Regions from separate parts of the Homo sapiens genome. Here regions 1 and 2 are each linked to region 3. The links are chromatin loops, found by intact Hi-C in ENCODE. Cell type or tissue: IMR-90. All regions are shown on one strand. Each heading gives the region's core, and the rest is flanking DNA. Links, peaks and the distances in the headings are about the cores only. Region 1 overlaps LOC105376626 (a long non-coding RNA gene). Region 2 overlaps CD44 (CD44 molecule (IN blood group)). Region 3 overlaps SLC1A2 (solute carrier family 1 member 2).

Region 1 (5,144 bases), core at 1,023-3,522, 300 kb before region 3:
TGAGAGTCAACTGTGGGCATCGTGACTGAGCAAGTAATTTTGAAACTATTTGGTAGTCTCTGTAACACCTCCTGGACAATAAAGTCACTAATGAAAATTGAGGTGTCTTAGCTTGAGTGAAAGTGTTAAAGCTTTTTCAAATGCCTGAAAAAACCATCATAAAACATACATGTGAGGGAAAAGACAGTGGGTTGTCATGGAACAGGAAAGCCATGAAATCAGATAAAGCAAAAGTACCATGCACTTAGAAAATTCTGTTATTATTTATTAGTTAAATTGGCCCAGAATTCCTTGTGGAAAAATTAAAAGGCTAATGTCCACAGGAAAAGAAAAAAAAAAAGAATTGTTCAGGGATTATTAGGAATCCAGTTGTTTTCCTGAGCAGTTTCCAAATCCTGCAGATACAAACAATAATAAGAGATGATTAGGGCATTACTTGAGCTTTTTTTTTTTTTTTAAAGAGTAAAGACATTTCCACTTGAAAGCTTCCATAAGTTCTGTGAATGCATGATTTCAAAGACAGAATGTCTAACTTGATTTCACAGACTCTTCTTGGCCATGGTAAACAGGTTAGAAACAGGCATGTGATTTGTTTTATTAATTTGCCACTGCCTCATATCTGCGCTTAGACAATTTGTACCTTTGTATTTTAGTGTCTCCAACTTGGAAATGTGTAATATTCTGTACAGTAACGTTTTCATGGAATACAGGGAACCAGTGGATCTTTTGACTTCTTGTACCATGTCTCCCACCTCTTCCCCTACTCCCTGTACTTGACATGTCACATGTGGGGTCTGCTGACCTGTGTCTCTGCCTCTGCACTTACTGTTGTCCCATCTCCAACTGCCATTTACACTTCCCTGTACCATCTGGATCCCTCATTTTATGACCCTAGGCAAAGAGATCCTGTTCCAGGAAGGCTTCTAGGATGATTAGTACCCTTTCACCTTCTGCAGACCAGAATATGCAACAAGCACAGCGATCTTGGAGAGCTTGGAGAAGGTCATGGCTCTAAGTGTCCTGGAGAGGTAGACTGGCTTCAGGAATTGGTGATAAGCCTGAACTAGTTTTCCGGTGCTCTGTGTGCTATTGCTGGGGCCAAGAAGCAATATTAGATGAAGCAAACGGGGACACAGAATCTTACTTTTAGGAAAGTAGCATGAATTTTGTCCTTTCATACATGATACAATGCTATATTACGATTCCTCGCTGTAGCTCGGAATTGGTAGCTCCTCTACTTTAAGGTAAAGCTAAAATTTCTTAGCCCGAGGAACAAAATCCTTCATGATCTGGCCATGACTCTTTAATTATGTCCTTTGCTGTATCCACATCAACCCATCCATTGTTTGGACTCCCCCAAAATGACAGCTACTTGTATTTTAAGGTTCAGGTCAAGCATAACCTCTTCTTGGCTCTTGGATGGGTTTTGTTTGAGACAGAGTCTCCCTCTGTTGCCCAGACTGGAGTGCATGGCATGATCTTGGCTCGGTGCAACCTCCACCTCCCGGGGGGTTCAAGCGATTCTCCTGCCTCAGCCTCCCGAGTAGCTGAGACTGCAGGCGTACGCCAACATAACTGGCTAATTTTTTGGTATTTTTAGTAGAGATGGGTTTTCACCATGTTAGCCAGGCTGGTCTTGAACTCCTGACCTCAGGCAATCCGCCCACCTCAGCCTCCCAAAGTGCTGGGATTACAGGCATGAGCTACTGTGCCCAGCCTTGGATGAGTTTTTCTGGATTCTTCCAGGTTGGGTCAAGCAATCCTCTGCATACCTGTAATGCCTTGCTCACCTTTCTTGGAGTACTTCCTGCTTTGTTTAATCATGACCTTAATTATCACATTCACCATATTGTGAGCTTCCTGAGAACAGATCATGTTTCTTCTTCTCAGTATCTCCAGCACCCAGTACAGTGCCCAGCACGTGGTAATTCCTGAACTAGTGTTTGAATGGTATCGGCGGCATTTTTTGGAAATTAAAGTTAATGAGTAAGAAGGGCAGGGTAAGAGATTATCTTGGAGCTCCACTCCTAAAAGAAATCAGAATGTTAACACTGTTGAGCAACCCGTGGAGGAGAAGAGAGAAAGGCAATAAAATCTGCCCCCTGCCTGGGATTGCTGAATGCTGGCAATCTGACCACTTGTGACTCAGGTATTCCTAGGAATATAAAGCACTGTGAAAAAGAAAATTAAAGGGCAAGCGGACACCCAGGAAGAACTTGAATAAAAAATTACCATTAAACAAACACTAAGGGAGAGTTGTCTTCAGTAAGAAATAATGCCCTAAGAATGTGTTAGGGTTCAGAACAAATAAATCTAGATAAAGAAGAGATTGTATTAAAAGCAACCTGTTTTGTGAAGCTGAAATTAGGAAGGATGATTCATAGCCCTCCTGGGTTACAAAGTACAGTAGGTAAATCAATGGCATAGCAGCAAAGAATCTATAGCTTATTATGTGCTTTTGGCTCAAGGGAAAGAAAGGTATTTCATTCAGTACTATAGCATGTGCCCCACAAAGCCGTTTGGTTGATAGAATCAAAGAAAGTATCAATATATGGAATTCCTTCCAAGTTGCAATGGTACATATCAGTGACCTCTAGCAGCCTGAAGCTGTGTCCACCAGCACTGTTATGTTGGTTTCCCCCAAAAGGTCATGGTAACTTGCGGATATGCTGGTTTGCATAAGGACAGCTGCAACTAGAGTTATATGATATTGTTCCCAGCTCAGCCCCACCCTGTGCCAAGAGGATTAATGATGGAAAAAACCCGAAGGGTAAAGAACTAACTGACACTTGGTCATGTTTCTATGAAACTATGGTAAATAAGCATTGAAAAGAGGCACCATTTGGGACCCTGGGCCCTAGAGCAATGAGCTCAGAATCTAGATAGTATTCCAAGTTCTCATCACTACCTGTCTGTAGTAGACTAACAAGAAACTTTCCTGATTTTCTTGTTTGGTTTCGGGGTTCTTATGGGCCCATTTAAAAAAAATAAGCATGTTGTCCTTTCCTCTGCAAAGATCTCACTCAGCTAGGGTCAGACTCAGTGAAAGGCACTTGCTTCTGCAGAGGCTCATGCTGGAGATCAGAAAAGGGCAGTCAGGACCTCCAAGTGGCTGTGTTTTGAAGACCCTTGAAGTCAGTTTATTTCTCCAAACTAGTCAAGAGTCACTCTCTGGGGCTGGGCATGGTGGCTCACACCTGTAATCCCAGCACTTTGGGAGCCAAGGTGGGAGTTCGAGACCAGCCTAGGCAACATAGCGAGACTCTGCCTCAACCAAAAATAAATAAATAGATAATTAATAAATAAGTCACTCTCTGCCCGGCCTCTTGTATTCCCTCCTCCAGTATCATTTGACATACTTCCTACCCCAAACTGCCTCAATACACTGACAGGTCAGTAGGTGGCCAAGAGATCCCAAACTGATCGTTTTATCTTGGAATGACTCTGGGCTTTACTGTCAGAATCCTCCTAATTTACACCATTGCCATAAAAGTGCTTGTGATTTTCCTATGGTAATGTTGTGCACTAAATAATGCCAAGGGAATCCAACAGGTAACAGTGAGGACACTCTGGCCCCTGTCCTGATTTTCGGTATATACCATTGATTTGCAGATTAACTGTGATTCTCACACTCCCTCTGTAACCTTCTAAGCATGCAAACGTCAAGGAAGCTTAGTCCTCAGATCTGCCCATTATCCTGCATATGGTGGTTAAAAATACAAACCCCAGCCTTAAAACTACTGGATAATGGGTCAAGTTACTCAACCTCTCTCTATTTCTTCTTTTCTCATCTAAAATATAGGGGTAATAATTATAATACCTACCTCATATGGTTATTGAAGGATTAAATGAGTTAATACACATCAAGTGCTTAAGTGTTAGATAATATTATTTTTTAAGCCCCTTTGGCGTGCACACATTCTCAGATTGTCAACTTTGCAGTTGCAAAGCGTAGAACATATACCTGAAAGAGACATGACTGATTGGCTAACCAGCTTCTTATTTCTAAAGAGGAGAAAACTAAAGTCCAGAGAAAAGACGGGTCTTTTCCCAAAATTAAATGGCTATTAGGGATAGTGTGTGAGCTAGCATGCAGGCTCCCTGCCATCTGAGGCAACTCTTCAGCATTCCATGGTTATTGGGCAATGAGAAGATCAGATTTCTATAGAGTAAATAACCATTTCCTAGATTAAATAATCTTACTCGCTTAGGTTTTTGGGATGGGCATATAGTGGAGGACTTCATAGCTTAAGAATATACTGCCAATTCTGAGTGTGTGAATTCAGAAAGAAATATAAGGATTTCAGAGGGCAAAATGATAAGTAGCCGATGGCCAGAGTTCCCACACTTCGAGGGCCATGGACTTTTGCTTTGGCAGTAACAGATGGCTGGATAGTGACCAAGGGATGCTGCCTAGGAAGAGCAGGTAATGGGTTTGCCAGCTGGAGCTGAAAACATTAAAAGACCAGTGGTTCGAGTGGGCACGGTGGCTCACACCTATAGTCCCAGCTGAGGCAAGTGGATCGCTTGAGCCCAGGAGTTCAAGATCAGCTTGGGCAACATGGCAAAAACCTGTCTCTACAAAAAAAAAAAAAAAAAAAAAAAGATTAGCCGGGCATGGTGGTGAATGCCTGTAGTCCCCACTACTCAGGAGGCTGAGGTGAGAGAGTTGTTTGAACCTGAGAGGTCAAAAGTGCAGTGAGCCTAAATGGCATCACTGCACTCCATCCTGGGCAACAGAGTGAGAACTTGTCTCAAAAAAAAATAAATAAAAATTAAAAAAAAATTAGAATTAAAAAGCACCCTTTAGAATAAGACAGTCTATAGGCCCAAGTTTTCAGTGGAGCCAGGGTCATGCTATCAACCTTGCTGGTTAGGTAGTCTCCTAGAGCCAGGGACACGGAGGCACCCCCAGGAAGGAGAGTTCCTTTCTAAAGCTGCAGAGCACATTAATTCCTTTATTTTTGCTGCATTGAGATAGTCTCTTCATTCCCCTGAAGGTTGACCATACCTCTTACTGTTTATCTCTGAGTTCTCAGGCAGTTCTCTGGCAGTTCTCAGGAACTGGCAGATTTTGTTGGTTAATGTATTGTTTAGACCTCACCATGCCCCAGCAGGTTGAGAAGTAAATGGTGTTTTCTTCT
Region 2 (5,144 bases), core at 1,186-3,685, 150 kb before region 3:
GCCATTCCCTCCTTATCTAGGTGGGCCCAGTATTGGCTCAGGCTTCTTGGTTGTGCCACTTCCTAAGGCTTGCAAATGCATTCAGCCTGCCCTTGCTCTCAGTGCCAGCTCTCAGTGCCCTTGCTGGGATAACTCAATAAAGGGCTAGAGGTGGGAATGGGATAATCATCAGATGCTTTGCTAGTGCTGACGGGACAGCTTAGAAGGTATAAACTGAGCTGGGCCCATGCAGCAACACCAAAATATGTGTTCAAAGAGGGAGAAGAGGAGAAAAAGAGAAAGGAAGTTATCGTGGTCTGATAACAGGGCATGTCAGAATGGGAAAGGGTGTTAGGAATTATGTAGCCAACTTGTTTGATTGGAAAGATAAGGAAGCCTCAAGGGCTGCAAGTGACTTTCCCAAGGTCACAAAACTAATTGGTGGCAAAACCGTGGTCTTCTGACTTGTCCGGTTTCCTTTCATTTTATCCTTTGAGACGATAAAGGAGAGGACACTAACTAAACAAGAAGACAATGATCTGATCAGGACAAGAAGACTTGGAGTACAAAATGAGAAGAAGATAATAGGGTAATGGATTTTTTAGTGGCACAGTGGGAAATGGCGTAGGTGTTTACACTGCACTGGAGCCCTCACTGTGCTTGGAACTGGTTCCCTGTGCACAGTCTTGCACACCCATATTTGGTATTTTTTTATCCTTTTTGACTTAATGAGCATTTGGAAACCATAAGGCCCACAGCAACCTGACCTTTGACTTGCCCAGACTCTCTGAGCAATTTTGTGAGTTGAGTCAACAATCAATGGTTTTCAAATTATTCAATTGTTCACTCAACGCATACTAGTTGAACACCAATATCTGTGCTCTGCTAGGCACTGGGGATACCACTGTAGACAAGAGAGGCATAGTCTCCTCTCTCCTGGAACTTACAGTCTATCTGGAAGACAGACAGTAAACAACTAATGATGCCTTTGTTTAATTACACTTGTGGTAAGTGCTATGAAGGAGAAGCACTGGATCTTGTGAGAGCATAATAGGGAGATCTCATCTGATTTAAAGCACCAGGGAAAGCCTCCCAGGACCTGTTGGATGAATAGCAGTAACCATGTCTCCAGGATCCCCACAATTCCTTGAGGACCCTTGTTGTCAGACTTCTCAGAGCTGTACCAGCCCTCTCACTGTCTCACCATTGGGTCTTCTGAGTAAGAAAGCAAGAAAAAAAATTTTACTCCTCAAAATTCTGAAAGCAAGTGGTTTATCATGTCTGCCCTGTAATAGTGGTGGGAAGAAAATCATGAGAACCTCTAAGCTGACTCAGGATTTTAGAAGCACACATTTGGGGAGAAGGGAAACAAAAATTCTGGAGAAGCAAAAAGTGTCATATGGTATAGAAGTTATTTTAAGCTACTGGGGAAAATTCATAATTTACTTAGGGATCTTGAGTGTCAAGCATTGGTTTAGAGACAAATCTTATCCATTTCGTTGAAAGTTCCTTGATCTTGTGGCTGAAGCTTGGGCCTAGGGTTTTATTAGTGTACATTTAGGGGATGGTTTACAGGGTGTCTTTCAAGGTCATACAGGTGCCTCTTTTGGGGTCAGGCAGGAGGAATAGGACAAACTCTGGGATACGAATGTACAACCATTTGGCTCCTAGGGCCTCAGTCCTTTAGCTCCTTGCTTCTGGTGACTTCTTGGAGACAAGAGTAGACTTTTTCAGAACAGCGAGATAGTTGTGCTGACAAAACAAAAACAAAAACATCATTTAAGATGCCTTCAGATGCAAGTACATGTCATAATAGAAATATTTAAAAATTAGTAGAGTATAGGCACTAGCTAATTCAAATGCTTGGTTGTAAACAACTATGTCTTGTAAATGAGAATAAAGTTTATTCTCTCAATGACGATGATAACATCTTTCTCACTCACTTTTACTCAAATTGGCTTTATTGGGCAGGAGAGACAGAGATGGAGTTATAGGTATCATGATTGAACTTAAGCTACAACCCATCTATGCATCAAACCATCATGTGTCTCGTGTGATTGTTATCTGTTGTGTATATTTTGGTATATCCCTATCTGTACATACCAGCTGAATATTTCTGTAAGTAACAGAACAATCAGCTCTCATAAAATATTACCTCCCAGGGCAAGAAGTCTGGGATGATTCCAGGAAGTCAATGATATTATCAAGACTCAGGTTTATTTTTCCAACTTTCAATTCTGCCACTCCCAGTGTCTTCCTGCAATTTAGCACCCCTCATGTTCCTAAACTAAATCCCACAGTTCCAGGCATCCTAGGAAAAAAAAAATCAATATTTAGCAGCAGAAGAAAGAGTGTATATTCACAAACATCTCTTCTAAAATTGGAGGAGCGGCTTTTTGGGAAGTCCTTAATTGACCTCTCCTTATTTCTCATTGGATGAATGGGGTCACATGCCCACACCTAACCAATCACTGGCAAGAAGAGCTTGGACCACAGTGCTTGACTTAGACCAATCATGATCCACCCACTGGAGCTGGGATTTGAGGTCTCACCTGTCCTGAAGCACAAATTCAGGGTTTCTGAATAAAATTGCACTTCAGGTAGAATAGAATAACTTTTTTTGCATTGGTAACAATGTGGGCTACAATGAGTAAGGGAGTCCATTTACCTGCTAGAGTTGTGGTTTGAGACTATTTGGGCTAAGGAAAGAAGGCAAAGCTAAGTTTTTGTGCCTCTGTGCCACACCCTCAACCTTTTTCTGAAAAGACATGCCTCATGGGTAGAGCTCACATGGGGGACACACTGCAGTTTGAGGTTTAGATGGTCTGTGGCTTATACTCAATGATAATACCTAAAACTTTATCCTTTCCTGTCTTCTACAAAAGAGAATTATATCAGGGAATAATCTTAAATCTGTTATAATTTACAAGAAATAGCCAGTCTTCTGCACACTTGAGTACTTTATTATTAGAAACTCATTACTTGCAACCCATCTCAGCACTGTTGGAGCTACACCATGCATGAGGACCGCTGCTCTAGAGTCATCCATTAAAAAAGAATTCCTACGAACCTGAATGAGCATTTCTTTCTCTAAATTATGAGATGATGACCCTCAAGGGAAATGGCCGTCTTCCCTTTTCTACTGCACTCTTAGAGTGCATTAATGTGTGTGAAGTGTTTTCGGTTCCATTATCTAAAGCAGCCCTCATATTAACATCGTGGTTGGCATTACTGGCCTCCTGTATGGGATGAAAGTTTAATGACTTCTGCAAGGTTATGAAAGGTCAAGATCACAGCTAATTAGTGCAAATTCAGGATTTGAATTCTAGTTTCTACCCCAGAGCTGATGTCCATGTCACCATGGACATCATTTGCTCCCAATATACCTGATTTACTTTCAAGGGGTCTGGAATTGACTATTGGATTTTATATTAAAAATTGCTCTTTCATAGGCAGGAAAAAGTCCTTCCTAATAGTTTGAGTCCAAAGCTTAAGGGTCTAGCATCTCAACTTTTTAATGAACCCAAAAATGAACAGGAGGGTTTTCTGAGCCAGTCCCCTGCCTCCACACAGTTAGCTCATGAATCCAACATCATGGGAGGAAGTCTTCAGGATTTTGTTTCCCATTCCTTTTTTATCACCTAAATATAGTTAAAGGATTTGTGATGACTGCATCCAGAGATGTTTAAAAATGGACCTGAAGGATGTGATTGTGTCTTAGGCAGGAAGGGTGCCGGTTCTTTTCAGTATCTAATGATGAACGATCTAAAGGAAATGGATTCTAAACCATTTGATTCTAAACCAAAATGGTGTATGTTTCTTTTGAGGGTGAATTTCCTGATCATGAGCCTTGTTGAGCATTAGACTGGCCGGCTGGTTCCTAATCCATCCTTCAGTTCTCAGCTGCAGTGACATTTCCTTAGAGAGACAGATCTCCTTTGGGGACAGCACAGGACTTGAGAAAAAAGGCTTCCCTTTCCACTGAGCTTGGCTCCAACTACACCTCATGTGTCTGTTACATTTATCATGCTGTGTTGTCAACTTGTTTAATGTCTGTCAGTGGCTCATGCCTGTAATTCAGCACTTTGGGAGCCTGAGGCAAAAGACTTACTTTGACAGCAGAGGTTTGCAGAGGTTGCTGGGCAACATAGTGAGACCCTGTCTCTACAAAAATATATTTTTAATTGGCTGTGCATGGTGGCATGCACCTGTAGTCCCAGCTGCTCAGGAGGCTGAGGTGGGAGGAGTGCTTGGGCCCAGGAGTTTGAGGTTACACTGAGCTAAGATTGTGCTACTGCACTCCAGCCTGGGTGATGGAGCCAGACCCTGTCTCTATTAAAAATTAGGAAAAGAAATAGCCTGTCTACTCTATTGGTCCATAACCTCTATCGAGACAGTGACCTTGTCTGCTTTATTCAATGCCTGGATCTTTTCCTAGCACAGTGCCCAGCACATGGAGACACTGAATTTGGATTCTCCTTTTTGAAGTCCCCATATCCACTTCAGTATTGGGGTGATTTTGATGGGATTGTGACTTACCATGGTGGATGCATCCTGTGAGTTCCAAACTCAACTTCTTAAAAAACCTTGTCTATCATCTATCCATCTATCTGTCTGTCTGTCTATCTATCTATCTATCTATCTATCTATCTATCTATCTATCTATCATCTGTCTGTATTCTATGTTCCATCTATCATCTATCTGTCATATATCTATCTCTATCTATTAATTATCTCTATCTTTATCTATTTATATCTATCATCTATCTGCCATATATCTATCTCTATCTCTTAATTGTCTCTATCTTTATCTATTTATATCTATCATCTATCTATATCTATCATCTTTTAACCTATCTGTTTCTATTGGAATAAGAGACAAGTGCTTGAAAAGCAGAGGAGAGTCAATACACAGGCCACATCTTCTCTCACTCCCTCCTTCCTCCTCATAGCTGTGAGCCACCCCAGTCCCTGTACCTGCTTCCTTGGCTGGCATCATCTAAGAAATCATCTCTTCCACAGTTTCCTGCAAGGGCATCACCCCAAGGGAAGCTGAACACATGCAACATCTGCCCACTCAGGATAAGTGTGAGGGATAAGGAGGAAACATTTTTCCTCTAGAGACAGGACTGTTGGGGCAAGGGCTGGGGAAGCAAGACATGGAT
Region 3 (2,500 bases), core at 1-2,500:
TTTTTTAGTATTATTATGTCCCATGCAATATTTGTGACTTACACTAAAAAACTATTTGCTTTTTATCTAAAATTCAAATTTATCCAGGCATTCTGTATTTTATCTGACAACCCAACTAAGGAGACAAGGCCATGTGATCTTTCAGATGACAACGTGAAAGGACTACTGAGCTCATTCATCTCTAAGTAGCTGTCATCCAAACCTTTAGAAATTGTGCTTGGATAAATAAACATACTTCATCCATCCAGATTCACCATTTCTCCCAGGTTTTGGCCAAATGCCCCTATTTCCTGTCTCGGGGACACCATTCTAGTGATGGATGGAGGTTACGGAAGGGAGTGGACCCACTGAGTGGGAGGGGAGCAAACTGGGCAGACTAGAGCCGCTCACATGGTAATAAACCTCTGTCCCTCATGGAGGTATTTTCTTACTGAACTCCTCAGCTCTCCACCCACTTTGAATAATGATCACAGCTCATACGGAGAGAGCACATGGCATGTGCTACTGTGCCCTATATGCACAATCACATTTCATCCTCACAGTAATCTACAAAATAGATGCCAATCCTATTTCCATTTTACAAATGAGGCTCAGAGAAATGGAGTAACTTGCCCAGGGTCAGATAACCAGTAAGTGGCCCATACTGGATCCAAACCCAGGTCTGCCCAACTGCAGAGCCCAAAAACCTCTAGGATGGCATGCTAAGAAGGTACTGGGCTAGGAGAAAGGGCTCACTGGGATCCCAGAAAGTAAAACAAGATAACAAGATAATCTGTAAAGCTCCCTTGGTACCTACTCCAACACTTTACAATCCTGGTAGCATTGCATTTGTTTGCAGACTAAGGGCTGTGGTGGTCCAGCCCCCGCACCTAGCACAGCACCAGTACATGGGGGCAGCTTTTAAAAAATGCTTAAGAAACGAAAGCAATGGATGTGTCACTTAATAACACAGAGAGTCAGAGAAAGTGACTTTCTAACACCACACAGAGAGTCAGGGAATGTGCCCAATGACGGTGAGCTCCCTCCTTTTTTCCCATACCCAGCTTCTTGCTGCCCTGTCCCCTTATGGTCTCCTCTGCCCTTCTCTCTCTTCCTTAAATCGCTCAGCTCTCAGTCCCAGTGACCCTCAAATTGCTCCCCAGAGAGAGCCTCCTGCTCCACCTAGAGGACAGCTGAGTCATCAGTTTTCTGAAAAGGGAGTGCAGGATAGCCCAGCCATTGCCAGGGAAGCAGAATCCCGGACCACCAGCTGGCCTACCTAAGACGTTCATCCCATCCTTGAACTCCAGGCCCTTCTTGATAACCATCTTAGTCTCCTCCGGCACCTCAGTCACAGTCTCGTTCAACAGAGAGACAACAGCGCTGGTTGCGTTGGCCTCCTCGTCCGGCGGTGGTGCAACCAGGACTTTCTTCGTCACTGTTTGAATCTAACAGAGTGAGGGAAAAAAGGCATAGAGCTGAGATTTGGCCTATAAGGTGAAAAAAAAAAAGATTGGCTACTCATATATTTTAAGGTTCCCAACAGGTTAACAATAATTAAGAAATGCCAAAACAAGGTTATGAAAACTGGAGAATATTTTATATGTCTATATTTACAAAGTGGTGTTTTATTATACACAGTGAGATACAATTGTCCTAATCACAGATAATTACACAATTTTTTATTTGTGCAAATTTATGGGGTACATGATAAATTTTTTAATGTATACAATGTGTGATGATCAAATCAGGGCATTTAAGGTGTCTAACATCTGAGTACAATGCATTTTTTAAGTACAGTCATCCAACTCTGCTATCAAACATTGAATGAATTCCTTCTATCTTTCTGTATGTTTGTACCCTTTAAGCTACTTCCCTTCGTCCTTCCCCTTTCCCCCCACTCACCCTTCCTAGCCTCTGTTATCTATTTTTCCACTATTTTTCCATGTGTTCAAATATTTTAGCTCCCACATATAAATGAGAAATGCAATATCTGTCTTTTTGTGCCTGGCTTATTTCACCTAAGATAACGACCGCCAGTCTTATCCATGTTGCTTCAAATGACACAATTTCATAAATATAGAATGTATGAAAATAATTTGCAAATGTACTATAAGTACTGTAGTCAATAATAGGACACAGGCTTAAACTTGGGGGATAAATGTCTTCTTTCACTCCTATGATTGTAGCTCAGAAACAGTATGAAATGTCTAACTTGGATGCTCTTCCCAATTGTGAGACCCAGTTAGATGGTCCTTCCAGTTGTGATGGTCCTTCCAGTTGTGATGGGCCCTGGATCTGGTTAAGAATAGGAAGCCTTGGCAGGGGTCAGATCAGCAACTCATGATCCACCTGTTTTCCCCTCTACCTGGTCCCCACTGGACAGGGGTATCACAGGCTGCCTCAGTTTGGGCTCCTTCTAGAGCCAGGCTCAGCTGGAAATCTCCATCTGGGCACCAAGAGTGCCAGCTGCCAGCAGCCACCATGGCAGGAGCATTTGCTTATATTTCAGATCCAAATT

What was found. A loop is a pair of places that touch in the nucleus more often than their neighbours do. Peaks named below come from ENCODE experiments on the same cell type or tissue, not always from the same donor. Only the 100,000 strongest peaks of a DNase experiment are listed, where the experiment ranks them.
Region 1: it touches region 3 in a loop (2.1-fold over the local background); 23 of 110 quality-filtered maps call a loop at or near these places.
Region 2: it touches region 3 in a loop (1.8-fold over the local background); 9 of 110 quality-filtered maps call a loop at or near these places.

The regions. Positions count from the first base shown.
Region 1 is chr11:35,007,459-35,012,602 of GRCh38, forward strand. It overlaps LOC105376626 (a long non-coding RNA gene), which reads right to left. Exons shown (of 4, transcript XR_001748180.2): 4 at 245-5,144. Among named protein-coding and RNA genes, the nearest start is that of MIR1343, 68 kb to the left of the region's middle. In IMR-90, for the core only: a CTCF peak has its summit at 2,134; a DNase peak (open chromatin) is centred at 2,133; H3K27ac peaks cover 272 bases.
Region 2 is chr11:35,152,722-35,157,865 of GRCh38, forward strand. All of the region lies in intron 1 of CD44 (CD44 molecule (IN blood group)), which reads left to right. Among named protein-coding and RNA genes, the nearest start is that of SNORD164, 7.7 kb to the right of the region's middle. In IMR-90, for the core only: no CTCF peak of the experiment used is centred there; no DNase peak of the experiment used is centred there; H3K27ac peaks cover 41 bases.
Region 3 is chr11:35,304,816-35,307,315 of GRCh38, forward strand. It overlaps SLC1A2 (solute carrier family 1 member 2), which reads right to left. Exons shown (of 11, transcript NM_004171.4): 5 at 1,259-1,427. Among named protein-coding and RNA genes, the nearest start is that of SLC1A2-AS1, 24 kb to the left of the region's middle. RefSeq lists an enhancer at 898-987. In IMR-90, for the core only: a CTCF peak has its summit at 1,163 (motif pointing left); no DNase peak of the experiment used is centred there; H3K27ac peaks cover 425 bases.